Linked DNA regions of Mus musculus: all the other regions are linked to region 1. A link is a loop called in an ENCODE intact Hi-C map of the cell type or tissue named here. Cell type or tissue: heart. All regions are shown on one strand. Each heading gives the region's core, and the rest is flanking DNA. Links, peaks and the distances in the headings are about the cores only.

Evidence for each region. A loop is a pair of places that touch in the nucleus more often than their neighbours do. Peaks named below come from ENCODE experiments on the same cell type or tissue, not always from the same donor. Only the 100,000 strongest peaks of a DNase experiment are listed, where the experiment ranks them.
Region 2: a loop joins it to region 1, with 2.5 times the contacts of the local background. A loop is called at or near these places in 6 of 42 quality-filtered maps.
Region 3: a loop joins it to region 1, with 8 times the contacts of the local background. A loop is called at or near these places in 21 of 42 quality-filtered maps.
Region 4: it touches region 1 in a loop (2.4-fold over the local background); 5 of 42 quality-filtered maps call a loop at or near these places.
Region 5: a loop joins it to region 1, with 2.1 times the contacts of the local background. A loop is called at or near these places in 12 of 42 quality-filtered maps.
Region 6: it touches region 1 in a loop (4-fold over the local background); 21 of 42 quality-filtered maps call a loop at or near these places.

Annotation. Positions count from the first base shown.
Region 1 is chr4:150,848,100-150,852,911 of GRCm38, forward strand. It overlaps 1700045H11Rik (RIKEN cDNA 1700045H11 gene), which reads right to left. Exons shown (of 4, transcript NR_040649.1): 2 at 4,472-4,560; 3 at 1,688-1,810. Among named protein-coding and RNA genes, the nearest start is that of 1700045H11Rik, 4.4 kb to the right of the region's middle. In heart, for the core only: a CTCF peak has its summit at 2,074; no DNase peak of the experiment used is centred there; H3K27ac peaks cover 668 bases; H3K27me3 peaks cover 226 bases.
Region 2 is chr4:150,782,089-150,786,900 of GRCm38, forward strand. No RefSeq gene overlaps it. Among named protein-coding and RNA genes, the nearest start is that of Gm51276, 13 kb to the right of the region's middle. In heart, for the core only: no CTCF peak of the experiment used is centred there; DNase peaks (open chromatin) are centred at 2,503, 2,713 and 3,313; H3K27ac peaks cover 1,113 bases.
Region 3 is chr4:150,654,003-150,658,814 of GRCm38, forward strand. No RefSeq gene overlaps it. Among named protein-coding and RNA genes, the nearest start is that of Slc45a1, 4.2 kb to the left of the region's middle. In heart, for the core only: CTCF peaks have their summits at 2,183 (motif pointing right) and 2,720 (motif pointing right); DNase peaks (open chromatin) are centred at 2,179 and 2,729; H3K4me3 peaks cover 307 bases; H3K27me3 peaks cover 1,055 bases.
Region 4 is chr4:150,772,275-150,777,086 of GRCm38, forward strand. No RefSeq gene overlaps it. Among named protein-coding and RNA genes, the nearest start is that of Gm51276, 23 kb to the right of the region's middle. In heart, for the core only: a CTCF peak has its summit at 2,464 (motif pointing left); DNase peaks (open chromatin) are centred at 1,676, 2,167, 3,207 and 4,057; H3K27ac peaks cover 298 bases.
Region 5 is chr4:150,706,265-150,711,076 of GRCm38, forward strand. All of the region lies in intron 1 of Gm36600 (a long non-coding RNA gene), which reads left to right. Among named protein-coding and RNA genes, the nearest start is that of Gm36600, 3.5 kb to the left of the region's middle. In heart, for the core only: a CTCF peak has its summit at 2,399; DNase peaks (open chromatin) are centred at 547, 1,137, 1,887, 2,057 and 1 weaker place; H3K27ac peaks cover 1,869 bases.
Region 6 is chr4:150,660,567-150,665,378 of GRCm38, forward strand. No RefSeq gene overlaps it. Among named protein-coding and RNA genes, the nearest start is that of Slc45a1, 11 kb to the left of the region's middle. In heart, for the core only: CTCF peaks have their summits at 2,868 (motif pointing left) and 4,299 (motif pointing right); no DNase peak of the experiment used is centred there; H3K4me3 peaks cover 1,113 bases; H3K27ac peaks cover 1,151 bases.

The DNA.
Region 1 (4,812 bases), core at 222-4,221:
TGCCAGCCCTGCTCACTTGGTCTCCTGACACACTCAGTCTTCTGACACAGTCTCCTGACACAGTCTCCTGACACACTCGGTCTCCTGACACACTTGGTCTCCTGACACACTTGGTCTCCTGACACACTCAGTCTTCTGACACAGTCTTCTGACACAGTCTCCTGACACACTTGGTCTCCTGATACACTCGATCTCCTGTCACCACTATCCTCTGGCTTAGCACTTGTTTTATTTTATGAGACAGAGTCTCACTATTTAGCTCTGGCTGTCCTAGACCAGGCTAGCCCAGAACTCAGACATTCACATGCCTTTGCCTCTGTACCAGGATTAAAGGTGTGTGCCACCACGCCATTGTCTGCCATCTTTCTCTCCCACTAGACTGTAAGTTTCTATATAACAAATATAATATAAACAAAAATTATATTCACTCTTTTACCAGTGTATACCCAGTGCTAGATCTGTGATTGACAAGTGGGAGGCAGCTTGCTAAATTTGACTTGAGTGAGTGAATGCTTTGTTATACCCCTTACCAAGGACTAAACTCCACTGCTCACAGTTTTTTTGTTTTTTTAATTGGGCATCCCAGGGTTGCCATGAGCCACAAACACAACAGACTCCCCACGTTCACGGCCCCATCGCTCACACCCTGTTCCGAACTTCAACTTAGTTCTTCCGTGAGAACCAGCAGTCACACCAGTTGAAGCAGCTCTTTCTCCCACTCGGGTGCTGGGAAGTCGATTTACTCCAGACCCGCGCAGCACACGCGAGGGAGCACCGCAGCAGAGGGCTCGCTAACTCCTCAAAGAAACCCATTGTGTGAGGCAGCCATGAAGGACAAGAAAACTCAGGAAAAGAGATCATCTTACCAACCTAGCTCTCAGCTTTACAGTGCTGCGACATGGTGTGTGTGTGTGTGTGTGTGTGTGTGTGTGTGTGTGTGTGTGTGTGTTTATGAACATCTTTATACAAATGTCTTCATATTAATACCCAATCATTGAGCATATCCATTGTCCTCGCATCCCAGAGAAATTCACAAAGCCATTCACATAGAGGGTTCTGCAGGGGCTTTAGGCTTCTGTGCAGATGAAGTCTACTGTGCTCTGGAGGGAAACACCCCCCCTCCCTGCCCCGCATGTGTGTGATGGCAACGGAGGGGTAGATGCCACAGACTTAAGAGCCACTTTACACCTTGCCTTCAGGTTAGTGAGAAGCTGGGACCTTCACTCCTGTTGTTAGATCTGACTGCCTCGGAAGAGGAGATGCTACAAGTCAGGGAAAACATCCCATCAATCATTGCGCTCTGGAGGCAATGAAATCACCTCTTCCACAGATTGTTTCAGGTATAGTTAACAATCTAGAATTGGGGAATTTTATAGCAAAAGATATTTAAACACCTCTCGGAGGATATATGACCATAACAATGAAGCTAACAATAGAACCAATAACATAACAACATTTATTGAACTCTAACTGTCCCTGAGCAATGTTTTACATGCTGACCATGTTAATCTGTTTGTCTAATAGCCCTACTAGAGTAAGAACCACTCCTATTTCCAAGTTACTGGACACCCAGAGGTTAAATAATTTGCACAAAGACGTATTCTTATTGCTTCTGAGGACTAAGTGATGGTTCAAACACACATTTCCACAGACTGCATTCCCCCACCCCTTCCCACTTTGTTTTTACTTGAGACAGATGTAGCCCAGGATGCTCTGGACTCTCAAGCCTTCCTCCTCAAGCTCCAGGTTGCTGGGATTACAAGCAGGGAACACCATGCCTGCTACTGTAGCTCTTCCTTATTCATCTTTACTTGGAATAATAAAAAAAAAACAAAAAAACCAAATTATTTTAGGTCTAAGCTGAAGTGCTAAGCAGATAAAGCTCTCTTTATTCAACAGCATAATTAAACTTTCCATCTGTACTATGTATGTATATGTAACGTGTGTCTATAGAAACACGCCCTACATGTGCCGGTAGTCACAAAGACATAAAATTAGTTTCCGAAATCTCTTAATGAAGAGTTTACATTAATATTTTAATTAATTAATTTGGCAAGGGACTAGAGCACACCCTACTGGCCAGCTAATAGGAAATACAGTGTGTTCTTCGGACACAAGCTTAACTGTGAAAACACGCAAAGAAACTTGAGAAAACTAACTCAATAAACGTCTAGACTCCGTATCTAAGTAAGTCGACGCACAGGCTGCTGGAAAGGTCTTAAATCTGTAAGCTTCTAGAGATGGGTTAGAATTGAAAAGGCAGTGTTTGTTAAGGAAGCCTTAGGTACACAAAAGGTGACTCAATTGAAAACAAATGACATAGTCCGCCTTTATACTGAGGAAAAGAAGTCAGGTCCTGTCCCTAAAACACTCCAAACTACAGACTCAAAAATTCTAACACAACTACCATACTCAGTCTTCTCACAGGCCACATGTTACCCCTAAACCCTGTGTTTGTGTGTGTGGTGTGTTTGGTGTGTGTTATGTGTGAGTGGTATATAGGACATGTCTGTATGTGGAGTATGTGTATTATGTGTGTGTGCATTGTGTGTCTGTCTGTGTGTGTGTGGTGTGTGGCATATGGTGCATGTGTGTGTATGTAGTGTTGTGTGTTGTATGTGTGTGCACTGTGTGTATGTGGTGCATGTTTGTGTGTGTATGTATGTGTATGCACGTGCATGCGTGTGGTACTTTTCACGGAGCAGTTAAGTTCATGGCTCAGTGGAGGCCTCTGCTATCAGGAAGCACTCCTTATGAGTGAGCCTCAGGATTCTATATTATTATCATCATCATCTGAGGATTTTATACATGTCTGTAATGTACTCTGATCAAGTCCACCCCTAAGCCCCCTTTCAGTTCCTTCCCAGGCATTTCTTACAGTTTTCTAAATTTTCATTTGCTCATTTCTGCGTGAGTACAGGTGGAGGTCAGAAGGCAATGGAAGGACTTAGCCCTCTCCTTCCAGCCTGTGAGTCTCAGAGGCTGAACTCAGGTCATCAGGGTTGGCACCCGGCACCTTTACCAGCTGAGCCATCTGGACTCTGAATCTCAGGTGCTCATGCAGGCTTTAAAATAAGACAGAGTTTGCTGCAGATATGTGTGTGTGCCTACGCATGCCTATGTGTGGTTGTTTCCAACAGTGTGGTACACTAATCAGGTGACAACTAAGAAATGTAAATTTTCCACCGTGCATGCGTTTTTATAGCGCTCATCTACATCTAGTGAAAAGTGTGTGATATGCATTCTCTATTGACAGAAACAAAGGCCCTATGATTAATAAGGAAATGCAAAAAGTATTTCTCTCTTAAATATTTGTCTTTAAAGGAAGTAGATAAAAGACAAGAAGAATACAAAAATGTGTGTACTTTTTTATATAGGCTGCCAAGAGCAAAATATAAACATACATTCGCTAAAGTTCCATGTGACACATTTATGCTTAGGCAAGACATGCTGGATTTCTTTGAGAGAGCAAGGGGAAAGTACCCCACATGAGTCTCAGGCTCCTGAGCCAGAACCCCAACCTTGTTCTTACTCCAAGAGTGGAATGGTGCAAACTGACAAACTGGGTCAACATGACAAAAAAAAACTAATGCTTTAAGATACTGTGTTCAATTCTGCTTTTAAAGAAACCAGCTAATCAGAATTCTTTGGGGGGGAACGGCCTCAAAGCAAAGCAAACTTTGAAAGACTTTAACAAAGTGAAAACTTGGAGCTGGGCTATGGTAGCAAAAACCTTTAACCCCAGCTCTCGGGAGGCAGAGGCAGGTGGATCTCTGAGTTCAAGGCCAGCCTGGTCTACAAAGTGAGTTCCAGGACAGCCAGGGCTACAAAGAGGGACCCTGTCTTGAAAAAAGGGGAAGAAAGAAAGACAGACAGACAGAAAGAAAGAAAGAGGAAATGAACAAAAAGAAAAGAAAAGAAAAGAAAAGAGAAGAAAAGAAAAGAAAAGAAAAGAAAAGAAAAGAAAAGAAAAGAAAAGAAAAGGAAAGGAAAGGAAAGGGGAAAAGCTTTCAATTTCTAGACAGAGACAATTTAGAACAAGATAGGCTGGAGGCAAGGAGAGCGTTTCTCTAACTCTCCGTCCTGGCGTTTGAACTATTAAAGGTCAATGAACAGTACGCGATCAATCCTCCAGGACCCTGTCACATGACTGGCTGAGCATTTTCACTTTGAACTCTTCTCAAACTCTTCCACAGCGTTTCTGGTATAACAGCGTCATTATACAACACCGCTAAGTAGCCTGTAGAGTATACATTTTCCTCCACAGCTGAGAAAGCTTCAGTGTATGAATAATTATGAGCTAAAGTCAGTGAGGTAGAAGCTCTAATTGCCTCCCCTCAGAAAAACTAGGAAACTAAATGTTTTCTGTTGTAAGTTTAAAGTTGGTCCAAGGAAAAACCCAGATTAATCGTGAATTACTCAAGTGATTCTCTGACTTTTTTTTTTTTGTTTTGTTTTGATGATGATTTACCAAAACATGAGCACATCCTCCAGCTCCCAAGTGCAGAAGGAGGATCTTGTTGGTCTTCTTTCTCTACAGAGGGGTGTATCCCGCGGTTGCTGTGGAGATTATCACTGTTTTGTGAATAGGGGAATATAAAAGCATGCTAATAAGGCTAGAGCACACATTACAACTGCATTGTGGCAACTGGAAATCAGAGTAACTAGGGCTCTTCTCCGATGAAACTGGACCTCACTGAATTCCCATATAGTAAATGCTCTACTGTGAGGGCTTGTTCTGAGGGAGATCTTACACACACACACACACACACACACACATACAAACAAGCATATACACATATACATACATGC
Region 2 (4,812 bases), core at 440-4,439, 66 kb before region 1:
TAGCTAACCTCTCAATGTTCAGGCATTTCCTTAGTCCCTCCTCTGCAGCTAGATCGACTTGAGGTACCAAATGACATCCGTGAACAAGGTAGACAGCTGGTATTGTCAACTGATTGCAAGGAAAGGTGCTGATTCCAGGACCGGGTTTTGGGTTCTGCTCTGTGGTACACCGTGTACCCAGGATGCACAGGTCCTGGGCTCCATCCCAGACCATGGCATGCAAAGACATGAAGGGCCTTGGGGGCTTCTCCAGCCCCTTCCACCCAGTTCCTGTTTGTTCTCCGAGACCCAATATTAGTCCCACTTCTGCATCCAGAGGTTTCTGTTGGGTGAGAAACCACTCCTGGAATGTTCCCTCTGGATCCTAAAAGGAGGGGCTGTTACTGAATGTGTGAACTCAAGCCATAAAGTGATTGGGTCAGGGGTGGGGGTAGATTTCTAATTGTCACTACCTTGGAATGCAGCGTTGAGGGAGGAGAGACCTTCCTCTTAGGTTTGGTGTTGAATTTGAGATAGGCAGATGGGCAGGAGGCAGGGTGGAGGTTGGGGGGTTGGGGGTGGAGGTTGGTGGGGTGGGGATATAAACTTATTCCTGTTGGTTGGTTGCATGTGTGCATACACAAAAGGCATAATGGGAAGCAAGGTCATCCCTCCAGTCAGAGTCAGGGAATTTTGTTATCAGTTTCATCAGGAGAAGGGCAGGAAATACAGGCCACTTAGGTGACAGTGAATGCCTTTCAGGGGAGAGGAATGGGCCCTTAGGAGAGGACGGGACAGGTGATAGATTGTGGCGAGGCTCAGCTGGGAGTGGCCTGACCTCTCATCTCCCCGGGTTATAAGGAAGAGCTTCCCGGTTGCACACTCAAGGGAGGGTCTAACCTGTCCTCCAGCTGGGGCCCCATCTTGTAGGAGATGCCCTCTGTATCCTCTGTTTTCCAACGCCTTCATCCCCAACACACCAAATTGGTCAGTCGCTCTTCAGAGGCGCGTGTCCTGAAAAAAACCCACTTGGAGCAAAAGTGACTTTTAAAAAACTAAAAATGTGTAAAATTCAGTTATGAACAAGAGTTAAATGGCATGAGTTAAGATAGTTTTCTGTACTTTAAAGAAATATGTTTATATTAAAGCCCAGTGCCTGGCTTAGATTTGGTAGCATGCAACCTAGAATCCCAGTGCTCAGGAAGCTGAGGCAGGAGGATCACAAGTTTGGGGCCAGCCTGGGCTTTGTCTCAAATAAAATAGAAAGCTCAGATCTTGAACCTGGAGTGCATGGGTTCGAGGCCTATCTGTGCCACTTACTAGCCATTAACCTGGAAGCAACTGTCTATAATCTTTCTGTGCCTCGGCTTCCGGACGTGCTGCACGGGGTGAGGCATAGCTCCGTGGCAGAGCCCTTGCCTAGCAAGCACAAGAGCCCAGGTCCAGTCCCCAGTATCAAAAGGAGACGGGGGAGGGGTAACAAAATGCAAGGAAAAGGAAATGGTAGCTACTATAAAGGTTTGATAGAAAAGGTGTTTATATAAACTGGGTAGCACCAGGCACATAGTGACTACCTCATAGTACCAATGCTTAGCATTTTGATATCACTATAACATTTTTTATTACATTTACTCGTGTGTGTGTGTGTGTGTGAGAGAGAGAGAGAGAGCATGTGTATTGTTGTATGCATGTGTGACTTTGTGTGTATCATTGTATGCCTCTGTGTGTTATGCACACAGGTAGAGGTAGGTGGATGGGGCATGCCAAGGAGGACATCAGATATGCTGCTCTGATCATCCTTTCTCCGCCCTCTGCAGTGTTGGGGCTACAGGACCCAGGGCCACCCCTAGCTTTTTATATGTGTGCTGGGATCTGAACTCAGGACCATTATACAGTGAGTATGCTCAGCCATTGAATACTCTCATCACCCCACGCTGGACAAACCTTGAAGGCAGGCTTTGGTTGGTGTGTTCTGGTCACACAACTCCTCATATGTGAGTCCTAGTACAGAGCAAGGCAAACCATCGGAAGATAGCAGAGAGGAGGCAAAAAGACGCCTTCCACTCATGGCTACAACACACATGAGCCTTTCAAATGGCTAGGGCTAATTGTGAGCACCACCCACCCATCCACCTACCCACCCATCTACCCATCCATCCATTCACCCACCCACCCACCCATTCATCCACCCCCCCATTCATCTATCCACCCATCCACCCATCCACCCATCGTTCTATCCATCCATCCATCCATCCATCCATCCATCCCTCCATCCATCCATCCATCCATCCATCCATCCATCCATCTGGCAATCACTGACGGGCCTTGGGAATGTAATAAAGGTTTAGTCAACCCACTACCAGGAGTCGTTTGCATCTGCCAGGCCTCAGAGAACCAGTGCAAATTACAACAGCCAGGCCACAGCCTCCTGGGTGTGAGCTGAAGGAGCAGGGACACCCTGGGAAGAGAGCAGCTCGCCCAGTCCTCAGGGAGTGACTTCACGACCCGACTGGGACTTGAGGACATGAAAACAGATTGTCTCATACCCACTTGAACGTGCTGGGCTGCACGGACTTCATGTTTGTAAATTTTCCACTGTCTCAATCAAGTTGGGGTGGCTTTGTAAAAATTATTATTTCTATGACTATCATTACTGTTATTTGGCCTTGCTCTGTGCTTTGACTTCCCTTGCCCTTTCGATTTCCTTTCCAGCCCTCAGGTCCGGCTGCAGCTCTCAGAGGGACCTTTCCTAGTAAATTGTGCTAAACACAGCACTTCGGCTTGTTTTCATTCCTCTGGTATTGCAAGGCCCACCTCCAGGCTCCAGGGAAACCATGGGGGGCATTTTCCAGACTGCTTTCCAGTATAAACACAGCTTGAGAGGCCTGCCTGGCTTCACTGCTGCCCACATCTTTGGGTCTCTGCTCCCTGCTCCCGGGTTGGGGGCAGGGAGGGAGACCCCTGACCTCCTGTAAATATTTCAACACAGCCAGTTCTCTGAGGAATTACAATTTGTGCTTTTGCGTCAACTCTGAAGCAATCATGAGGGAGGCCCTATTTTTATGGCCTGGTGTACTTTCTCGATAATGGGACATTTTAATACTACATTTTTTATGGCTATTAACAAAAGAACTTCATGGCCTAAAACTCTAGGGTTGGGAGGGACACAAAAGAGGAGTCCAAGTAATTAGATCGTGGTGTCTAGTTTGACCCAGCCAAAGACACCGGCAGATCTCAGAGAACTCTATGGGATTGAGAAATCTTTCTGGCTACAAGCCTGGCCTGCTAAGTTGAGAGCATCCATGCCCTTAAATGGAGCCTATAAAGCAAAATTCAATGAGAGTATCGGAACAGAGTGTTTCATAGCTTCTCTTTCCCTCATGTGTGTATATCATATCCACGTGCGTGTGGGAGCATGGACCCGTGTTTGTCCTAGGAGGTCTGAGGCTCATACTGGGTCTTCCATGAATGTTCTCCATCTTATCCAATGAGATGGGCTCTCTCAGCTGAACCCAGAGCTCACCAGTATGGTGAGTCTGGCTAGCTAGCTTGCTCTGTTGAATCCTTGTATCACCCTTCCTAATGCTCCAATTATAGGCAGGTCCTATGGCCATCCAGCATTTACAGGGGCTCTGGGGATCCGAACTCTGGTCCTTATGCTTGCACGGCAAACACTTTAACAACAGATCTGTCTCTCCACCCCAGGACAGAATGTTACGAGGATACAGGACAAAATTCCTGGTAGGTACCAGCAACTGTGAGCAATACTCAACATATACACATACACACATACATACACACATACACACATACATACCCATACACATACATACAATGGTTTTTTCTATACATGTTTACCTTTGATTAAATTTAACTTACAAATTTGGCACAGTAAGCTATAAGCCACAATCATTAATCATAACAGAACAATTATAGCAATATGCTGTAACAAGGGTTAAAGGTATACCGGGCAATGGTGGTGCACGCCCTTTAATCCCAGCACTCGGGAGGCAGAGGCAGGCGGATTTCTGAGTACGAGGCCAGCTTGGTCTACAGAGTGAGTTCCAGGACAGCCAGGGCTGCACAGAGAAACCCTGTCTCAAAAAAAACAAAAAAGAAAAACAAAACAAAACAAAATAAAACAAACAAACAAAAAAAATTAAAGACTTATAGTCTCTCAAAATGTCTTACTGTTCCTCTCTACTCTTAAAGGAAGCAATTATGGGGCTCCTCTTTGTCACATTTCAATGGCCAGCATCATAATTCTTGGGTTGAGGATCATGATTAAATAAGAGTAACTTGAACAGACGTGTAGTGATACCACGGCAGTCAAACTGATATCCAAGACGGCCACTCCATGACTAACGGGAGGGTAACAAACACCTAGAGGACTCCTGCTCTAGTTACAATGTAGCAAGCTTTCTCCCAGATGTTTAGAAGGCATACAATTTAAATACTGAGAAACAAACTCTGATGGTTGAGGGCCTCTGCCAGGCGGGTCCCCTCAGAGAAGGAATTGTCCAGTTGACTATGGGAAAGGAAAGTCACAAGAATCTGGGACACACAGTTTTGTGTTGCCAGAGGTAGAAATGCAGTTTCTGATCTCTTCCCCTACCCCATGCACAGAAAGAAATACGTGGGGGCAGGCACACACATGCTGGTGTGACTGGCACACAAGTGCTGGTGTGACTGGCACAGGGCCACTGCGTGTGGAAGCCAGAGGGCAACCTCACTCATTGTTACTCAGGTACAGTACTCTTGGGTTTTGAGACAGAGTCTCTAACTGGTCTGGGGCTCACTGATTACACCAAACTGATTGGCTAGCAAGGCCCC
Region 3 (4,812 bases), core at 251-4,250, 190 kb before region 1:
CGTTCTCAACAAAGGGTTGATCTGCCCACAGGTGGCAGATCTGTGGGCAGGGAAGAGCCCAGTGAGCACAGAGCTTGAGAGGCCTTGTGATGGGAGAGGCTGCACAGAGGCCCAGGTGTCGGAGAGGAGGGGCTGCAGTGGCAGCTGGAGGCAGGACTCCTGTCATTTCCTCCCTCCTCCATCTCTCCTCCCTCCATCTCTCCTCCCTCCATCTCTCCCCCCTCCATCTCTCCCTCCTCCATCTCTCCCTTCCTCCATCCCTCCTTCTTCCACCTCTCTCCCTCATCCATCCTTCCTTCCATCTCTCCCCCTCCATCTGTCCCTCCCTCCACTCCTCTATCTTTCCATCCCCCACCCCCCCTTTCCTTCTTTTAATGAGGTCTCGTTATACTACCTAAGCTGACCTTGAACTCTATAGGTTTATGCTACCATGCTGGCTTAAGTAGTGTGATTGTGTATGTGTGTGTTTGTGTGTTTGTGTGTGTGCTGGGCTTGGACCCTGGACCCTCTTGAAGGCTATGTTGAACAATGTCACTGAGCTACACCACCTGTTGCCATTGTCTAAGAGCAGGGAGAAGCCAGAGAGGGTTCATGGGTGGGGGCAGGCACTGTGAAACAAGCTATATTCCTATTCTGCAAAGACCATGAGGCTCTTGGTGGGAAACTGAGAAGGTCAGGGGTGGGTGTGGGGACGGGTCGGACAGGAGGTCGAGGCCTGGCCTAGATGGGAGGAGACAACTTTGAGGGTAGAAGTGGCCAAGGACAGGCAGAGACATGTCCTAGCTTGCTCTTCTGTTGCTGTGAGAATCACCATGGCCAAAAGCAGCTGAGAGAGGGAAGGGTCCCCTGACTTACATGTTCCTGTGCGGTGACTGTGCATCATGGAGGAAAGCCAAGGCAGGAACCCAAAGGCAGGACCTGAAGCACGGGTCATGGAGGAGCACTGTTAGGGACCCGCCCCACAGCTTGCTCCCACAGCTTCTACATCCCAGGCCCTCCTGCCTAGAGATGATCCCACCCGCAGTGGGCTGAGCCCTCCACATCAGTCAGCAAACAAGAGAATGTCACAGCAAGCCTCCTGCTTCTGTTTCTCCAGTCTAGGAATTTGGGATGCACTTTTACCCTAGCTTTGGAAACCTGTTTGAGAAACAGGTCACATGTAGCCAGACTGGCCTAGAATTCACTTCGTGACTAAGTGGCCTTGAACCCCTGATCTTCCTCTTGCCTCTACTTCCCAAGTGCTGGGATTAAGGGTGTTTGCCATCAGGGCTGGTTTACACAGTGCTGGGGTTTGAACCCAGAGCCTCATGCGTGTTAGGCAAACACTCTACCAACTGAGCCAGGGCTTTCCTTGGCCGTGGAGGCCCTCCCTGAAGTCTTGTGGAAATGCTACCTTCCCCTATGGGTGGGACCCTTTTCACATCCAGGACTTGGTCCTGGAGACATGGTCACATGTAATTGCAGGGAAGCTAGAACCTCCGTCCAGAAGAGGGAATGGGGGTGGGGGTGGGGCGGCAGCAGGTGCCTCACGGAGGATTGTGCAGAAGACAAAGATTGGTATCCAGTTTCTCATTGTCACACTAGGATTTTCCAGCAGGAGAAAGGGCTTAAAAATCTAGGCATTGTTGAGAGAAAGAAAAAAAAAAAAAAAAAGAAAGAAAGAAATTTCAAAAATTCCTCTGCCCTCCTTTTACTTTCCAAATCTAGAAACTTCCTTTTTATTTCTTTAACCCTTCCAGGAACAGAAGAAAGCAATTTTGCTTCCTTTTATTTCTGTCTCTTTCTGTGTATATTCACTCCTGTCTACACAGTAACTCACAGGAGATCAGGGCTAAATTAGGCAAGGGAACCATGACTCTATGCAGTGTCGTGATTCCTCCCAGCCTCAGTGGGAGAAGGACTGTCCATCAGGCCAGAAGTCACACGGAGCTTGTAAGAGAGACCCAGGGACACTGGCTTCAGGGCCAGGCAGGGTGTCTACCTGGGACACTCCAGGAGACCAGGCTATCAGTGTCAAATCTCAGAATCTCGCAGAGCTCATGGGGACCTACACGCGATCGGGAGTTCCCGCATAACGTCACACATGACTCCCAGCGGCTATCTCTGTCTGAAGACCAGGATGGCAACGTTAGCAGGAACAAGACCCAGAGGAGCCAGGCAGTGGGAACAGGTACTCCGCGTTCCCACTAGGTGGCGCCAGAGCCCCACCTTCGCGGGGGCAGCTGTGGTCTGCAAGTGGCACCTTGGCTCTGAGGCTTAAAAAAATAAAAATAAATAATAAAAATTACCCGTCCTTCTTAAACATGCTTTTTCCTGCAAAGCACGGAGCCACTTAGGGTTTTCTCAGACCACACGTTCTCTCTCTCTCTCAACGATATTTATTTATTTATTTATTTATTTGAAAATTCAAAAATTTTCTTATTTTATGCATATGAATGCTCGGCCTGCAGGTATATATAGGTATTCACAATGTGGGTACCTGGTACCCACAGAGGTCAGAAGATGACATTGGGCCCCTTGACCTGGAGTTGCAGGTCGTTCTAAGCTACTGTGTGGGTGCTGGGACTTGAACTTGAGTTCATCTCTGAAAGAGCAACATGAACTCTTCACCATTGAGGCATCTCTAATCCCTTGATTTTATTTTTAAGTTATGCGTATGTGTCTTGTGTGTGAATGTGTATCTGTGTGAAGGTAGCCTTGGAGTCCACAGGAGGGCGCTAGATCCCCAGAGCTGGAGTTACAGGACTTTGCGAGTTGCCAGAAATGGGTGCTGGGAACTGAACTCAGGTCTTTTGCAAGAACAGTCGATCTTAGGCTAGCCACTGCGTTGATCTTTCTGTGGGTAAGAGAGGATGCCAACAGACTGGGTTGGAGTGGGAGTTTGAAGATGGAATGGAGGGATGTGGAGAAATGCCCTTCTACAGTGCTGTGCAGCCACACACGGTGACCCACACACCTCAGCCCGTGGTGTGGGTTCTTTGCTCTTGTTTCGAATGATCTGAGGAGCATCTGGGACTGGGAGGCAGAGTTGTGGGGGAGGTCAACAAAATTAGTGACAGCCTCACACCCTGGGGACCTGGGTACTGGTGCACTGTGGTACTGGGAAGGGAAGCAGGCAGCCAGCTGCACGCTCTTGTCCCGCGGCTTCAGGAGAACCTTATTGGCTGCAGGATAGCGAGGGGTCCTGGCCAGTGTTCGAGACCACCCTGCCAGATGTCTGCTTTCAGATGGCTTGATTGACTTGCTGGTTACAATTCTGAATCAACTCCGCAAACCTCTAAGCACATAACCAATTAAAAAAAAAAAAACACGAAAAATTCAAATTACTCCATCTTTTCTCTTAGTGATTGTTATGAATTAGAATTTGTGATTGTTTGGGCTAGCGAAATGGTTCAAAGAGTGAGGGCCCTTGCTGCCAGGCTCGAGGACCCCCGCTTGCTCCCCAGAGCGCACGTGACGGGAGGACAGAACCGATTCTCACATGTCCTCTGTCCTCCACACACTGTAGCACTTACATAATGGCGGCGCACACTCTAAATAAGTAAATAAAGGTAATAATTTTTCTAATTCATGATTTTTTTTTTCACTTTTTGATAGAGGGTTTCAGGGCTGGAGAGGTGGTTAGGGCTCAGTGGCTCAGATCACTGGCTGCTCTTCCAGAGGTACTGAGTTCAAATCCCAGCAACCATATGGTGGTTCACAACCATCTGTAATGGGATCCAGTGCCCTCTTCTGGTGTGTCTGAAGACAGCTACAGTGTACTCATATAAATCTTTAAAAAAAATGTTTCCTCTAAATAAAAGAGGGGGCATCACTATGTCATTTTAGCTGGCTTGGAACTCAGTATGTAGATCAGGCTAGCTTGCCTCTGCCTCTTAAGTGCTGGGATTAAAGGCATGCACCACCACTGCCTGGCCTCATTGTTTTAATTCTTGAAGGTTATCTGCATCTACACTGCACACTGCTCAAATTCATTTTCCATACCAAATATTCCATTCCACAAGCGTGCCTCGGGATATTTGCTCAGATATCTGGTCTGCAGGCTCACTGGATGCAACCCTACTGAGGGCATTATAACCCCGCACAGGTACACACTGGAGCATCCTGCAGGGTACATGTTCAAGAGCTGCAGTTTGGAGCAGACATCTTCTTTCATGTCTGCCCAAAGGCTGTACTTATCCGCACTCTTGAAGGCAGGCAATGAGGACTGTCTGCCCGCTCATTCACCACTGTTTGAGGTCTTTCCTGTTGGGGAGATGGACAGACAGGAAACAAACGTCCTGATTACATGTCCAGGTGACTACAGGGCTTCAGCACCTCACATTTAAGTCATTTTAGTTTCTCTTCTGCAGCATGCCCGCTCAGGCCTCTGTCCATCTTTCTGCTGCCCACGTGCCCGTCTTAATGATTTATAGTGTTCATGTGTGTGTTGGATAGAGTCCTTTGCAAGGTTGTAACTTCAATCAAGTATCAATGGGTGTTGTCTATGGAATTGCCCTGGGGTCCTGGCTAAGAAATTGCCCCTTCCCTGGAGGTCGTGAACATCTTCTGTGTCATCTTCTAACAATGTCATTGTCCGGCTTAACTTTTATATGCCCTTCACGTAGGATGGGCTTTCATTCTTGGCGTGGGGTAAGTGTCTGCCCCTGTGTCCACTTGGCTGGGTGCTGCTTACAGAGATGATTTTCCCTCTGCATTGTTCCGAGAGGCCATTTCTGTCATGGATACAATTCCTAAGTGTTGGGGTTCATGTCGCCTTCGCAGTCTCCTGTGTGCATGTCTCTGGGGTAGGTAGGTCTTCATGTCAGGAGG
Region 4 (4,812 bases), core at 479-4,478, 76 kb before region 1:
TTGAATCCCCAAACTGAAGAAGGGGCTGTCTGTGACAGTTGGCTGCTGCTTCCTCTCCCCACCCCCGCCTCCTCCCCCACCCCCGGTCCATAGCTGTGGTCAGCTGTTCCAGACCAGAGGGCCTTGGTCATGTGGCTCCTGGGCCAAGATGAACTGAGCCAGAGCTCCCCAGAGGGCCATGGAAGGACAGCTGTGGAAACACACAGGTCTGGGGTTCAGGACACAAATGACCCCATTTCCCCATCCTTCACTCTCTGGTATCCGCCCTTCCTGGGACAATGACTCCGGTCTCAGCATGTGCTAAGTGGAGAACTTCAGGACAAAAGACCCAACTTCTTGCTGGCTTTTCCTGAAATGTTATTAAATTGGGTTTTATGCCAAAGTTTTAGATATTTAGATATTAGGGGGCTACATATGCATATGTACATGCGTGTGTGTGTGTGTGTGTGTGTGTGTGTGTGTGTGTATGTGTGAGTGTTTTGCCTGCATGTGTGTATGTGCACCACCTGCATGTCCGGGCCAGTTAAGGGCATCGGATCCCTTGTAACTGGAGTTACAGATGGTTGTGAGTCACCGGGTGGGTGCTGGGAACTGAACCTGGGTCCTCTGCAAGAACAACAAAAGCCCTTAACCACAGAATCATCTCTCCAGCCCCGGGGTTTTCTTTTTTTGTTATTGTTTTGCTTTACTTAAAAAAAAAAAATCCTAGACACCATAAACATCTTCATAATGAGAGACAGCTGTTACCCTGACTTTAGAGGAAAGAAACGACTGGCCTGAGCTACCAGCTCTGTTCGGATGTATCAGATCTTGGTTACCCTGTATCCATCCCCCCAGCCAACAGCGTCTTTGTTTCCTTCTACGCATCAGCCTCTTTCCCTCTGTACATCTCAAACTCATGTACCTGCTTCCCTGGAGCATGAAGTGGACAGAGCTGGTGGCTTCTGACGATTTCCAAACTCAGGCCCCCCAACTCACAGCCATCCAGTGCATCCCGGAGACCTTCCAGGGCACCCTACTTCACTTACACAGGACTGATAACCCCTAGGCCCCTCCCCCCACCCGCTGGGATCTGCTTCTCCGGAAGACCTTTGTTTTATCTCAGACACGACGATCCTTTTGTGGAAACACTGGCAGAGCTCTGGACCAGGGCTCAGAATCAAGGCTCGAGGAGCTCTGACTTGGAGTTGGATTCTTGCATGTGCCTTCTTTTAAAAAACACCTTAGTTCCTTTCTTTGCCTCGAAAGGATCTGAGCATCTTGCGGTCCTCATGCCGCATTCTGTACTGGAGCACGAGCCTCGGTCGGGTAGTGGACTTTCCGAACCGTTGAGCATCTGGAGGCGTTGAGTTGGAGGAACCTGGGCATCCATTCTGGTTTCTTCTCTCTGAGGAGGGAGCACATGGCCTTGCTGAAGTCAAGCTTGCTTCAAGAAACAGGGGACCTGAATATTTTCTCACCTGAGGCTGTGAGTTGTTAGCAAGCACATCTTAAACGGTGAATGAGCACAGGCTGTAAATGTTGAAGCATGCAGTAAGATCTACCAGCAGAGTCACTCGGCCCCTTAGGAAACCCACGAGATTGTCTTCCTGGCGCCCTGAAAGGATTCTGACTTGTTTTGCAATTTCTGTTCTGGGGGACCTTGTATTCTCGCAGCTCCCAAAACCCTGGCTCCACAGAGAGCTCCACCTGCTCACGGGGAGGGGATGCAGGCAGTCTCATCTCAGATGTTAATCAGGCTGACAGGCTCTTGGTGTTACAGGGAGCTGGTACCACTGGGCACTGGCAGCTCAGCAAGCTGAAGGCAGAAACAGCACATGGAGCCATCAAGGAGATGGAGACAGACTCACTCCGACACAAGGCCTGATGGTTGCAGGAGCTCTATGGATGGAAATTATCTCTGAAACGTTATTCCGTACATGGGATTGCTCACCCTCAGGGATTGAGAAAGTGGGGTTGCAGGCCAGCTATACCTATACACAGATTTCTTCCTGACTTCTAGCAACCACAGACACCTACCATGTAGGGACAACACAGAAGCCCAAAGGAAGTGACAAGACAAAGGAACCCAAGGTCTGCCTGCCACACACATCAAAGCAGATGGCTGGCCCCCTGGGCCTCTCCAGGAGAACAGAGCTGGTCAGAGCCAAGTGTGAGGAGCTCCCTCGGGATAAGCAGTCCGGCTCCAGCAGCATGGCTGTGGGAAAAGAGGAGGAGGAGTCGAGAGACTGTAGGAGACCTGACAGTATGCAGCAATGTGCGGATCCTGTTCTGACTCCACTGTGAACAACCAGCTGTAAAAACTCATCAGAGGAGGGTCAGGGAGCGCTTGCCAAGTGAGCTCCCACATGAAAACCCAGCAACTGGCTCCGCAGTTAGGAGTGATGGTTGCTCTCACAGGAAGTGCAGACTCAGTTCCCAGCACCCAGGTCCTGTGGCTCAAACTGCCTGGAACTCCACATCTATGGGATCTGGCGCCCTCTTCTGGCCTCCTCAGGCACCTGCATGTATATAATTCACAGACCTAATAATACCTAAGTAAGATTGAAGAAGAAGAAGAAGAAGAAGAAGAAGAAGAAGAAGAAGAAGAAGAAGAAGAAGAAGAAGAAGAAGAAGAGGAGGAGGAGGAGGAGGAGGAGGAGGAGGAGGAGGAGGAAAAAGAAGAAGAAGAAGAAGAAGAAGAAGAGGAGGAGGAGGAGGAGGAGGAGGAGGAGGAGGAGGAGGAGGAAGAAAAAGAAGAAGAAGAAGAAGAAGAAGAAGAAGAAGAAGAAGAAGAAGAAGAAGAAGAAGAAGCAGCAGAAGCAGCCTTATGATTAGTCTTGAGCAATGTCTTAAAGGAAAAAATGGACAGTTCCTAAGGTTGATGATTTCTGGCTACCATCCACATGCTTCACACATGTGTATGTGTACCCGAACACACAAGTGCACGCACACACCACGTGTACACACTCATCATGGAGCAGCAGGAAAGGGTAAGAGTAAGACGATAGCAGCTCATACTTCATACCCAAAACCTTTCTCTGTAAACCTCCAGGTAAGAAGCGGTCCAGAGGACACAGCAGATTCCAGAGGCTGCATAAAGCCGGCACACAGCAGACGGACACACAGGGGTTCACAGGTTCCAGCCTGTTCGCCTTTGGTGTCCCCTTCCACCCCACCTGGTCTCCCCACTGCCCATTTCTGCTGACCCTAAGCTGATCCCCAGACGCTGGGCTGTGGTCCACCTGCCTGACGAAGCAACCATCGTGGTATTCAGTTGATGCTGTGGTCGGGCTGGCATCTGCTGTAGGTACATACCCAAGTCTTTATGGGTTAAGTAATAGCCCATTTAGAATTTGCTTTAAATGCTTTTTTAAAGATGTGTTGGTTGTGGAGGGAAAATACAGCCCTGAAAACAGGAATGCTTACGAGGTGACATACTTGCCTCACCTGCCTGCCTCTTTGGAAGGATGCCAGGGATCGAATCTCTAAACCTCACGTGCGCTAGGCAAGCTACGTCTGAGCGACAACGTTTCCCGCTCTTTTATTAGAAAATACTTTATGTTTTTTTTTAAAGAAGATAACCTAGGGGCGACCTAAGAATATGAAATGGGTCCTGGAGAGAGAGCTCCCTGCCATGCTTCCCACCCCGCCCCCTCCCGCTTGACATCCGTCACCCTTCTTGGCCCTCCATCACCTCTCCCACCCCCTGTCTCCCACCTCCCACCGCCAAGTTGCATAACTGGAAAAGTCTTCAGCTCTTTCTTAGGGGTGTGGGTTAGGAGAAAAACCCATGGCTGATTAATACCATGCACATCACAGAAGAAAGAGAAACCAATTAAAGCTTTCTATTACTTTTGACTGTGAGTAATCGGCGCTCTGACATGTGTGAGCTGGCCTTGTTGTTCTTATAAACAAGATTAAAAAAAAAAAAAAAACCATCTTGGAACTCTGCGTCCCTGGAACTCTGGGAGGTGTGCGGGCGGTTGGATGTTTCCAAACTTGGAGAGGGCAGGCAGGTTTCGTACTCGGGGTGCGAGTTTTAAAAGACAAACCTGTAAATCAAAATGCCAGGGATTAATTGAGATAGAAGACATTTAAAGGGAAAAAATGTAGAAAGTTTTCATTGTCTGGGCCATGTTTTTGGTTAGGAGGGAAGAGTAGGCGCTGGCCTAAGGCCAACCAAAACAGGGGGTGGAGGACGCAGAGGGAGCCGCGGTTTTGTTCACAAATGTTCTCCAGGCAGAACTTCTTGGAAAGGGGGTTATTTCATTTCATTCTGCCCTGCTCACATTTGGGTTATTTTAGGGCCTCAGTAGAGAGAGGCCCATGATTCTTGGGACTTCTTAGCAAATCCCATTCCTTTCTCCCCTCTCTCTTTTCTTGTCTTCTTGGATTCTTCAAAGGGTTTTAAAACTATGAAGCAAATTAGGTGGACAATATTAAACAGAAGAAAATATCTGGTGTTGGAAAAATAATTAATATTCATTAAGATGCATAAAATCAGTAACCAGAAATGAATGTAAGCTAATTATATATATATATATATATATATATATATATATGTGTGTGTGTGTGTGTGTGTGTGTGTGTGTGTGTGTGTGTGTGTGTGTGTATTCAAGGTAGGGTTTCTCTGTGTAGCCCTGGCTGTCCTGGAACTCACTCTGTAGACCAGGATGACCAGAGAACTGCCTGTATTTACCTCCTGAGTACTGGCATTAAAGGTGTATACTACCACTGCCCAGCAAGCTAAATTTTTGTAATCAAGAAGAAATGGGTCACAGAATGTTCTGGAATTATTTTTAAATGTTGAAAAATGACATTTATTTGTTT
Region 5 (4,812 bases), core at 427-4,426, 140 kb before region 1:
GGCCCAGCCACTTGCACACAGCATCATAGTGAGTGCTGGCCTCCTCTCTCCAAGCCTCAGTCTCTGCACCTGTAAGATGGGGCAATAGCAGCATGCCACTTAGGGTGAGAATTCAGCATGGTTGCAGTCAAGGGGCTCTCTGGAGGGAAGCTGGCACGGGAGTCACCGCACCACTCTGGTCTAGCCTGTTGGCAGCGGTGATGGAATCTCCTGACTGCTCCCAAACACCAGTCCTTTCAAGGGCAAAGTTCAAAGTGCCATCGAGATGACCCTGCGGTGGCACTTTGGTAATATCACTCTCTGTGCAGGGTTATCCCTGCCACAGCTCTCGCAGCACCTGTGGATCTAGTCACAGGGTCTGGCTACCTGTGTGCCGGAACCTCCACTGCATCATCTCCCCCTGCTGAGCCCAAGCTCTGCTTCAGTCTGGTCTCAGTGTTCTCTGAAAGGCTTTTGCCTGAGCTGTCTCTCCTGGGTCTGGTTCTCCCTCGTGCCTGGCATTCAGTGCCCTGAGCACAACCCTCCTCCCCATGGTTGTCTGTCACTACACTCTGTGAAGTCTCATCCCCACCATGATGGCTCCCCCGGTGAGGTCCACGCCCCTAACCCTGTCCTCTTCGTCCTCCGCTGCTCCAGTGCCCCCCACAAGCTTGCCCATCTAGCCTGTTCACTGTCCTGTTAATAAATAATGTTTTCCTGGGATTCAGATGTACAAACGTTTACCCACAGATCAAAGGTCTATACAGTCACTTGTCTGTGACTTCAAATGTCCCCCAAACCCACCAATGTCTACCCCCCAGGACAGATGTGTTCCTAGATACCCTGTGAGTGTGTTATGAAATAGTCGTGTCTTGAATGCCACGTGCCTGGGTGGAGAGACATCTTTGCTATCTGTGGAAAGTCAAGGGGACAGCAGCTGTACCCGTCCCGTGCCTGCTCTGTGGCAGGACGTTGTACTGTGCTGGGTTTCTTCCCTAGGGAGTGTGAGCTTCAGGCATATTTGTTCAGCAATGTCCCTGGATTGAGGCTGTACAACTAGAGGGGAAGTGGGCGGTGGACTTATCACTGCTACTAGCCCTGGCTCAGGAATGTCCCATTGCTCAAAATGTACCTCACATTCCCAGAACTGTGACGAGGCTGGAGAAGAGACCAGCGAGTGAGTCAGAGTCCTTTGGCTTTCCACAGCTCAGCCCTGAAGCCTGCTGATGGGGGCGGGCAGATGGAAAGTCCTGTGGATACTGGTAGCTAACATTGTGGTCCTTGCCTGGGTGACTGTGGATTTTTGTGGGTGCAGAACTCAGCTGACCTACTCAGCCTGGTATGGTTCTCTTCGAGCTGGGTAAGGCCCTCTGGCTTGCTCATGAATCCCCAGCCGTCCAGATGTTGGCCGAGGATTCTTGTTGCTGGCTGTACTACATGACCTTGGCCGTGGCTCCGGTTATTTGCTTCAAACAAATACCCTTACTTGTGGCGTTTCTGCCGTCACCTCTGTTCTCCTCAGGCCTTCGGACTTTACTCTCACTTTTCATTTCTTCTCGGCCCTTCCTTCACACAGCTTCCCTGGCGTTCTCCAAACAGGAAGACCTGGGAGCATTATTTCAAGGGCAAGAATTTGGCAACCGTCCCTGAAAGCCAAGCACAAACTCTGCAGGGGTTTAATGATGCGCCTCAGAGGAGGCACCTGCTCTTTTCCACCCACCTCTGGGCACCCGTCCATCCAGCTAATGAGCCGTGGCCCAGTCTCCAACCCTCAGTGTGAAGGCCTCTTCCCAGCCACTTCTGCACGCATCCCCAGAGGGTCCCTCCTGCAGGCTGTCAGTGGTCATTGTTCTCTGGCCTCACATACTGCCAGTCTGTGGGTGCTTCCTTTCCACACACTTATTTCCAAATATGCATTTACCCACCTGGAAGTAAAACCCCAATTCCCCAAGTCCATCCACAAAAGGTCAGGGAGTGCCAACCGGGGCCCTGAAGAGTCGCTGACACGTTCCAAGCACAAATTAACCAGTGTCAAGCAGCCAGGAAGGAGGCAGGCGGGCGCCATAGCGCCAGGTCCTGAGACTGTATCTCCACATCTGCCAACTTGCTATCATGGAAAGCCATCTCTGCCCTGTGACTCAGTGCCCTGTCGGTGTGGCAGCCGCCCTGACGAGTGCTCCTCACACCACCACAGGCCTGGGGGCAAGGGTGCAGGGCTCCTAGCATGTAGAGTATCTGGGGCTCAGGGATCTAGCTAGCCAGGCCAGGAGCACCTCTGGGCTCAGCCTTTGCCTCTAAAGACTGGGCAAATCGACAGGCTCTGTCTACAGAGCTGTGACCAGGATCAAAGCGCTTCAACACCAAGATATTCAACAAACTCCAAGGTCCTTCCATGGAGGACAGTTGGTACTATGTAGTACCTCCACCAGTGGGCTCCACCTGCTCACTGCTGGAGTCTTGCTGTGTGCTATCTCTAGGGGCTAAATCTATCAGCAGCATCAGAAGTAAGTAAAGAGCCGGGGTGAGAGGCACAGCGAGGATCCACAGACCCAGGGGGAGTGAGTGTCTGAGGAGAACCTGCATCAACTGCACAAAAGCCTCAGGGTCTTGTGGCCACACTCTGTGCCAAGGAGGAACTGGTGCCTTCAAGAAACTGGTTCAGGGGCTGGGTCATGATGGCTCAGTCAATAAAGTTCTTGCCACACAATTTTAAGGAATTGAGTTCTGTCCTTAGAACGCATGGTGGTGTGTGCTTGCCATCCCTAAATTGGGAAAACAGAGTCAGAGGGAGTCCAGATTCGCATAATCTACAGGCCCAGGATCCCACTGAAGGACTCTTGATTCAATAAAACTTCATCCTGAGGAATGATGGTCCGGGTTTACCCTGCCTCTACACACACCCAAGTGCTTGAGCATATAACAGCATGCTTATACTCTCTCTCTCTCTCTCTCTCTCTCTCTCTCTCTCTCTCTCTCTCTCTCACACACACACACACACACACACACACACACACACTAAGGGGTTGGGTGGAGAAACTGGATCAGGGTTTGGTAGTAGAATTCTGACCTAATGTGCGTGAAGCGGGTTCTGTTCCTAGAACCAGGCAAAAGAGAGAGGGGGTGAGGAGAGGCAGAGAGAAGGAGGAAAAGAAGAGGAACGGAGGAGAGGGGAATCGGGTAGGAGCCATGATAAAGTACACCTCAAGTTCTTCTCCCAGTCAGGGCTCATGATAGATGAACTGGCTGCCCCGCCCCCCCCTTTAGAAGGCTGAAACCCAAGGCTGCAGGGAGCCAAGGCTGACACGGTCTACTGAGTCCTCAGAACCTGTTCCTCTGTCACTTCTAGAACATTGCCAGGGTCCAGGCAGCTGCTTGCCCCCGGCCTGGCTTCCGGCCTGCAGCCAGAGCAGACACACAGCGCCTGGCCCTTGAAGGGCCCCACTAGGCTATGGTTCTGTGATTATCTTAAGCTTCAACCTTTTAACAATATTCCCTCGGGTTCTGGCTGGTAAGTCAAGTCTCTGGGACAATGGAACTTGTGCCAAGTTGGGAGGTAGGGCTAGAAGAGTCAGGGTTGGGCATATCCACCCTGAGCAGAGTCACAGGACAGAGCTGGGGGTGGGGGGAGGGGAGGGAGAACTCTCAGAAAGGCACGCTTAGTCTCCTGTGTCTCCGGAGGGAGCACACCCAGTTAACTAGCAAAGAGGAAAGGTTGTGACAGCTCAATAAAGACCCTGGAGGAAGGCAGGCAGGCCTTTGTCCTGTTTGGGACAAGGAATCTGGCCTTTCTTGAGGCACTGCGTTGGGGAGCCATGGGGCTGGCTCAGCCTCAGCCCTCCCTCCCTCCCTCCCTCTCATGGTGACCTCTCATGGTACAGGAGGATTACAGCAAAGATCCTGCGCCCTCCAGGGCCAGTGGGTGTGGAGGGGAGTCCTGCGGTTGACAGACCGCAGATGTCACCTGTTCTGTGTCTTGACTTCTTTCCCTACAAAAGAGATGGGGCAGTGTGAAGGAGTCTCAAAATCTTTTCAAGTTCTAAAACTCCTGACACTCCCCAAGGTTCATCTCTACTTGTGCAGCCCTGGTGCCCCGTACAGCACATACCCTCCTGTTTCCCAAGACTGGCCTGGGGGAGCTTGCTCAGGTGGCAAAAAGTGTTTGAGAGTTAATGGCTGTTGGAAACCGTGGAATGGGACCTCCCCAGCCCATACAGCATGGTACTAAGGACCTCGTGCAATCTAGGGCATCCCTCTCAACCGAACTAGGTCTCCAGTTGGCTCTTCTTTACTGTGTGTGTGTGTGTGTGTGTGTGTGTGTGTCTGTGTATGTCTTTGTGTGTGTGTCTGTGGGTGTCTGTGTATGTCTTTGTGTTATGTCTGTGTGTGTGTGCATGTCTGTGTGTGTGTGTGCATGTCTGTGTGTGTCTGTGTGTGCACACTGCACATTTTATTTTATTTCATTTTGGTTTTTTGAGGCAGGGTTTCTCTGTATAATCCTGGATGTCCTGGAACTCACTCTGTAGACCAGGCTGGCCTCGAACTCAGAAATCCGCCTGCCTCTGCCTCCCGAGTGCTGGGATTAAAGGTGTGCGCCACAACCGCCCGACTTTTTTTTTTTTTTTTTTTTTTCCACGCTGCACATTTATCCACCCAGGAGCATGAGGAGACCAAAGGGGTCTGCTGTGCTGCAATCCCTCTGTCTCTGGGCCACAAGGTGATGGGATTACAGATGTGTGCAGCCATGTGTGCTCTGGGGATTTGAACTCTGCCTCACGATGGCATAGCAATGACTCGTACCCAGTGACTTGTCTCCCCAGGCTCAAGTCAATGCAG
Region 6 (4,812 bases), core at 385-4,384, 190 kb before region 1:
GGACAGACAGACAGCATGGTAGGGGCTCTGAGGAGAGGTCAGACCCCCTAGGTGGGGGATGGGCTTTGTGTCATGTGGTTGGTGAGAATTCCACAGCACAGGCCTGCAGCCAGGCTCTCCATGATTCTCAGGCTGGGGGCGTGGGGGGGGGGAGAGGCACAGCACCGAGGATGTGGGGGACACTTACAGTTAAGAGGCTATGCAGCCCAATCGACCTCTGATGTCCCAAGTCTGGCAGCCTGAGGTCTGTAACTTTCTTGGGGAAGTAGATAGAATCCAGGCAGCTAGGGTTAGAAGTTCACAGACAGGCTCCTGGCAAGGGCTGGCGCGTCCCCTGCAGAGGCTTAGTGCCAAAACTCCAACAAAAACCTGGTGAAGCCTGCACCCTCTTCAACACTATTTATTACCTTGGGAATCAACGCTCACCAGGACAGACCTGGAGGCCACACCACTTAACCCTGACACCACCATTTGGCCTGGGTATCTTTGTTGTCCCAGGGTTGCTTAGGATCAGCCCCAGTGAAAAGTCTGTCTCTGTGGTCTGGGATAAAGACGTGTGTGTGTGTGTGTGTGTGTGTGTGTGTGTGTGCGCCACTACTGTGTGTGAATGTGTGTCATCCATGTATATGTTCATATGTGTGTACCACCCCAGTGTGTGTGTTTGTGTGCTGTGTACATGTGTGTATTTGCTGTGTGTGCATTGCCCGTGTGTGTCTGTAAGTATATATGTATGTGTGTATGTGTCACACGTGTGTGTACTGGGTGTGAATTATGTGTGTGAACGTGTTTGTGCTACCTACATTGTATGTGTGGCTGTGTGTATGCATGTGTGTGTATATCACCTGTGTGTGTGTTGGGCAGAGGCAGTGTATGTACAAGGGTGCCAGAGAGACGAACTCCCCGGGTTTGCCCGGCGAGCATCTACCCCATCGAGCCTTTTAAACTCAGGCTCTTCGAGGCCCTTTTGGGGGTGGCTGCTTTGAGCATAGGCACTTTTTTTAATGAGTAGGTTAACTTAAACGGCAGCAGAACCAGCTTTTAAAATAAAACAGTACTTGGTGTCCTGGGAAGCACAGCCAGGGTGTGATTTACAACCGGACTCTCCATCGGTCTTCACAGCTATGGGCGCCCCCCTCCCCTCGCAGCTGACTATAGAACTGCTGGGCCTGCCCGCGCCCCCATTTTTGTTTTCAAGGTGTAACACCTTGCTTCCTGACTCCTAATTCCCCCGACTCCATTGTGGCTCTTTCTGAAGGTAAATGGGGCGGAATTACTGCGGCACTGTTCAGCGATCAGAGTCGAATGAAAACACCCTGCTTTCCTTTAAACCTGAGTAGCCAGGGGGAGCGGGGACCCCTCCCACAGCCGCCAGTCTCCACTCGGCCCTCACGCCGCGATGTCCACCTTTGTTGTCTCCTTCAGTGACTGCACCTCGGGGCACATTTATTCCCTTCACTGGGGCCAGAACGCAGCTCTCCTCATTACTTCTCCTACTTGAATGGGGCTGTCGTCTCTTTCTTGGAAGCCTCCTTTAGGCGTTCCACAGGCTAGCCTGCTCTCAAATCAGATCAGTGTCTCCTGCTGGGTGACATTTCCGCCACCGCCCCAACAGCCCATGCTGCCCTTAAAGAGATTTTGTTTTACTGTTTTTAACTTTCTCTCTCTGTCTCTGTCTGTCTGTCTGCCTGCCTCCCTCTCTCCCTTCCTCTCGACTCACCCCAGTTGCAGGAGCTTTCTCTTTCTAGAGAAATTAGATTCTTTGGGGAGGGGGATATGTTTGGGCAAGAGCCAACTCTAACCTCAGGGTCCTCCCTTCCTCCCTTCTGGGCACCCATCTGATCTGTGTCAGGTTGGAACTAGAGGCCGGTTGGCCCACAGTTGTCTGCAGTCTCACATCCACTAGCAGACAGCAGGAATATGCCCGTGAGTCTGTGATGGACTCGCCGGGAACACTAAACCACTGGGGCACCTCTCTCCATCGCTGGAAGCCTTGTAACCGACTCTTCTAGCCCTGCGTCTATGGAGAGGGATAAACAGCCCCTCGGAGTGTGTAAACAAATATCCTAGGTGTCTGGATTCCCTGGGAACCTAGGAATCCAGAGACTTCAGACACGAAAGAGTTAAGCACACACACACACACACACACACACACACACACACACGGATATAACTAAGGTGCCTTTCATTCATAGCTCCCTGACATATTTTAGATTCCTTCCTTATTTCCCTGTTAGTGCAAGACTACCCTCCTACCCTTACCTAGATACCTTGAAGTTAGCTTCCTTGTCTTTCTGGTGGTTCAAAACTCTTCCTCTAGACCCACCATTCAGTAACTCTTGTGACCTCCCCGGCCCTCCTCTGCCTCGGGATGGGTCTTTTATTCCGAGACCTTGTGGCTCAAGCTAGGCAAGATGGCATCTGCTACAGCTTCCATTGAGATGGTACTGTTTGGGAAGGGCCAGGGGAAAAGTTACTAGAAGCAGTTTGCTGGCTGCTCGTCCAGCAAGAAACATGGGCTAGGGAGGGGATGTGGGAGCAGCGACAGTCAGGGCTGGAGTGAGCTCTGACTGAGTGATCAGCAAGGTAAATTGTCTGTCATACAACAGTGACGACTTGAGCTCGGATCACCAGCTCCCGTGTTCGCTGACACATCAGTGCTACACAGGTGGATCCTGGGAGCTTGCTGGCCAGCCAATTTAGCCAACGTTCCAACCTTCAGGTTCAGTGAGTGACCCTGTACCAAAAAATAATGTGAAAGGGACTGGAGAGCTGGCTCAGCAGTTAAGCTCTCAGGGGTTTGTCCCCTGACATCAGGGCAGCTCACAACCATCTGTAACTACGGTTCCGGGGATCCAGCGCCCTCTTCTGGCCTCTGAGAGCACTGCATGAATGCGGTTCACATAAGCTCAGGCAAGCGCATGAGCATATACATAAAAATAATACTAGGGACTACACACACACACACACACACACACACGTGCGTATGCACGCCTGAACACACATCGGCATACAACCAAGAATTGTTGAGGATTGTTTGCTGTGGAAGTAACTGGAAAGTTTTGTTAGCCTCAGAGCCCTCTGCTGCTCTGTAGTAAGAATTCTGTCAACTCAAGGTGTTTGGATAATAAAGACATAACAGGAGAGCATGTCGTGGTTACAGGAGTTCTAGTGTGTCATATTTAGTGTTTTAAATTGCTGTCATGGGGCTGGAGAGGTGACTTAGCAGTTAAGAGCACTGATTGTTCTTCCAAAGGTACTGAGTTCAATTCCCAGCAACCACATGGTGGCTCACAACCATCTGTAATGGGATCAGATGCCCTCTTCTGGTGTGTCTGAAGACAGCTACAGTGTACTCATATACATAAAATAAATTGCTGTTAGGAACTACTCCTCAAACTGTTTCTATCTGCACCATCATTCAAATGTCAGAGAGGCACAGCAGGAGGCTCTGCAAGAGTTGCAAGACAGAGCAGCCTGGATCCCCAACCACTGTGGGAGTTTTATGTGATGATGTGCATTCAGGAACCCGAAGAGACCAGCAGAAGGTGTAGGAGCCTCTGGGACTGGGGTGGGGTTACAGGTATTTGTGAGATGCCCAAGGTGGGCGCTGGGAACTGAACTCAGTTTCTCCCGGTATTCTTCACTGCTGAGCCTTCTCCGCAGCTCCCGGTTTTGGATCTAGAATGAGGGGGCAGGAAGATGTCAGCTCTCTTCCAGCGTATCACAGAGACAAGCAGAGGCCTGGGACTACGCTGTGGCTGCTGTGTTTGATCATTGTGTGCCACTGAGGATTGCAAAGTGCCCCCAAAGCAAGAGGGACTCAGCTGAACATGCTCCACCATTTCCTAGACAAGGAGAACGGGTTACCCAGTGTGAGGGCATTACGAGCCTCCAAAAGCAACATCGTTGCTCTCCTGGGGCAGCTCAGGCAGATCTGCTTGGAGTTGAGTACTTTAAACTCTTGGCTGAAAAGTCTTTTTCTAATTCCCAACTCTATGTCTTTCCAGCAATGCCCCCCCCCCCCCCGCCGCCCTTGTGCACTGCACTCTCTCTCTCTCTTTCCCCTTCTTCCTCTCTTTCTTCCTCCCTTTCTCTCTCTTTCTCCACTCTCCTCCATCTCTCTTTTTCAAAAGAATACTTAAAAAATTTAAAGTTCATGCATATGTGGTGTGGCGTGTGTGTGTGTGTGTGTGTGTGTGTGTGTGTGTGTATGTGTGGGCAATTGCCCACAGAGGTCAGTGGGAATGGTGGACGGATATGTGCAAGTAGGTGCAGTTGCCCGTGGAGGCCAGAAGAGGGCGATTTGTGGCGTTTGCTGGAGCTAGACTTACAGGCAGTTGTGAGCTGCTTGATGCGGGTTCTGAGACCAGGCCCTATTCAGGAGCCAAGCATGAGAGTTGATGCTATAAGAACTTTCTAGAACCCAAACTGAGCTGGGCGGAGACCAGGGCACAGGAAGGGAGCCAGTGCCTTGGATTCTTGCCTACTGCTCTGGGTCCATGCCTGTGGCCTTGAATTTAATTCAGAGGCAGTTCCTGTCAGCAGTGATGCCTGGCCACCCTCTGGGGAGTCTCTGTCTTTTCCTCAGAAAGAGGTCATGGGGGCCTCTGGCCTTTTGGTGAAGGGTGGACGTGTGCTAATGGCCTCCCCTATACCACTGGAGTCCCCTCTCCCACAGTGTTCACGAGAGTGCTTCCTTTGTGGGTCTCCCCTGCAGGAGGAGGCAGGATGGGGTCCGCCCGCCTGGCTGAGTGACGCTGGCTCCCTGGGGCCTCCTCTTCTTGGTCTCTTGAGTCCCTGCAAAGCGGGCCT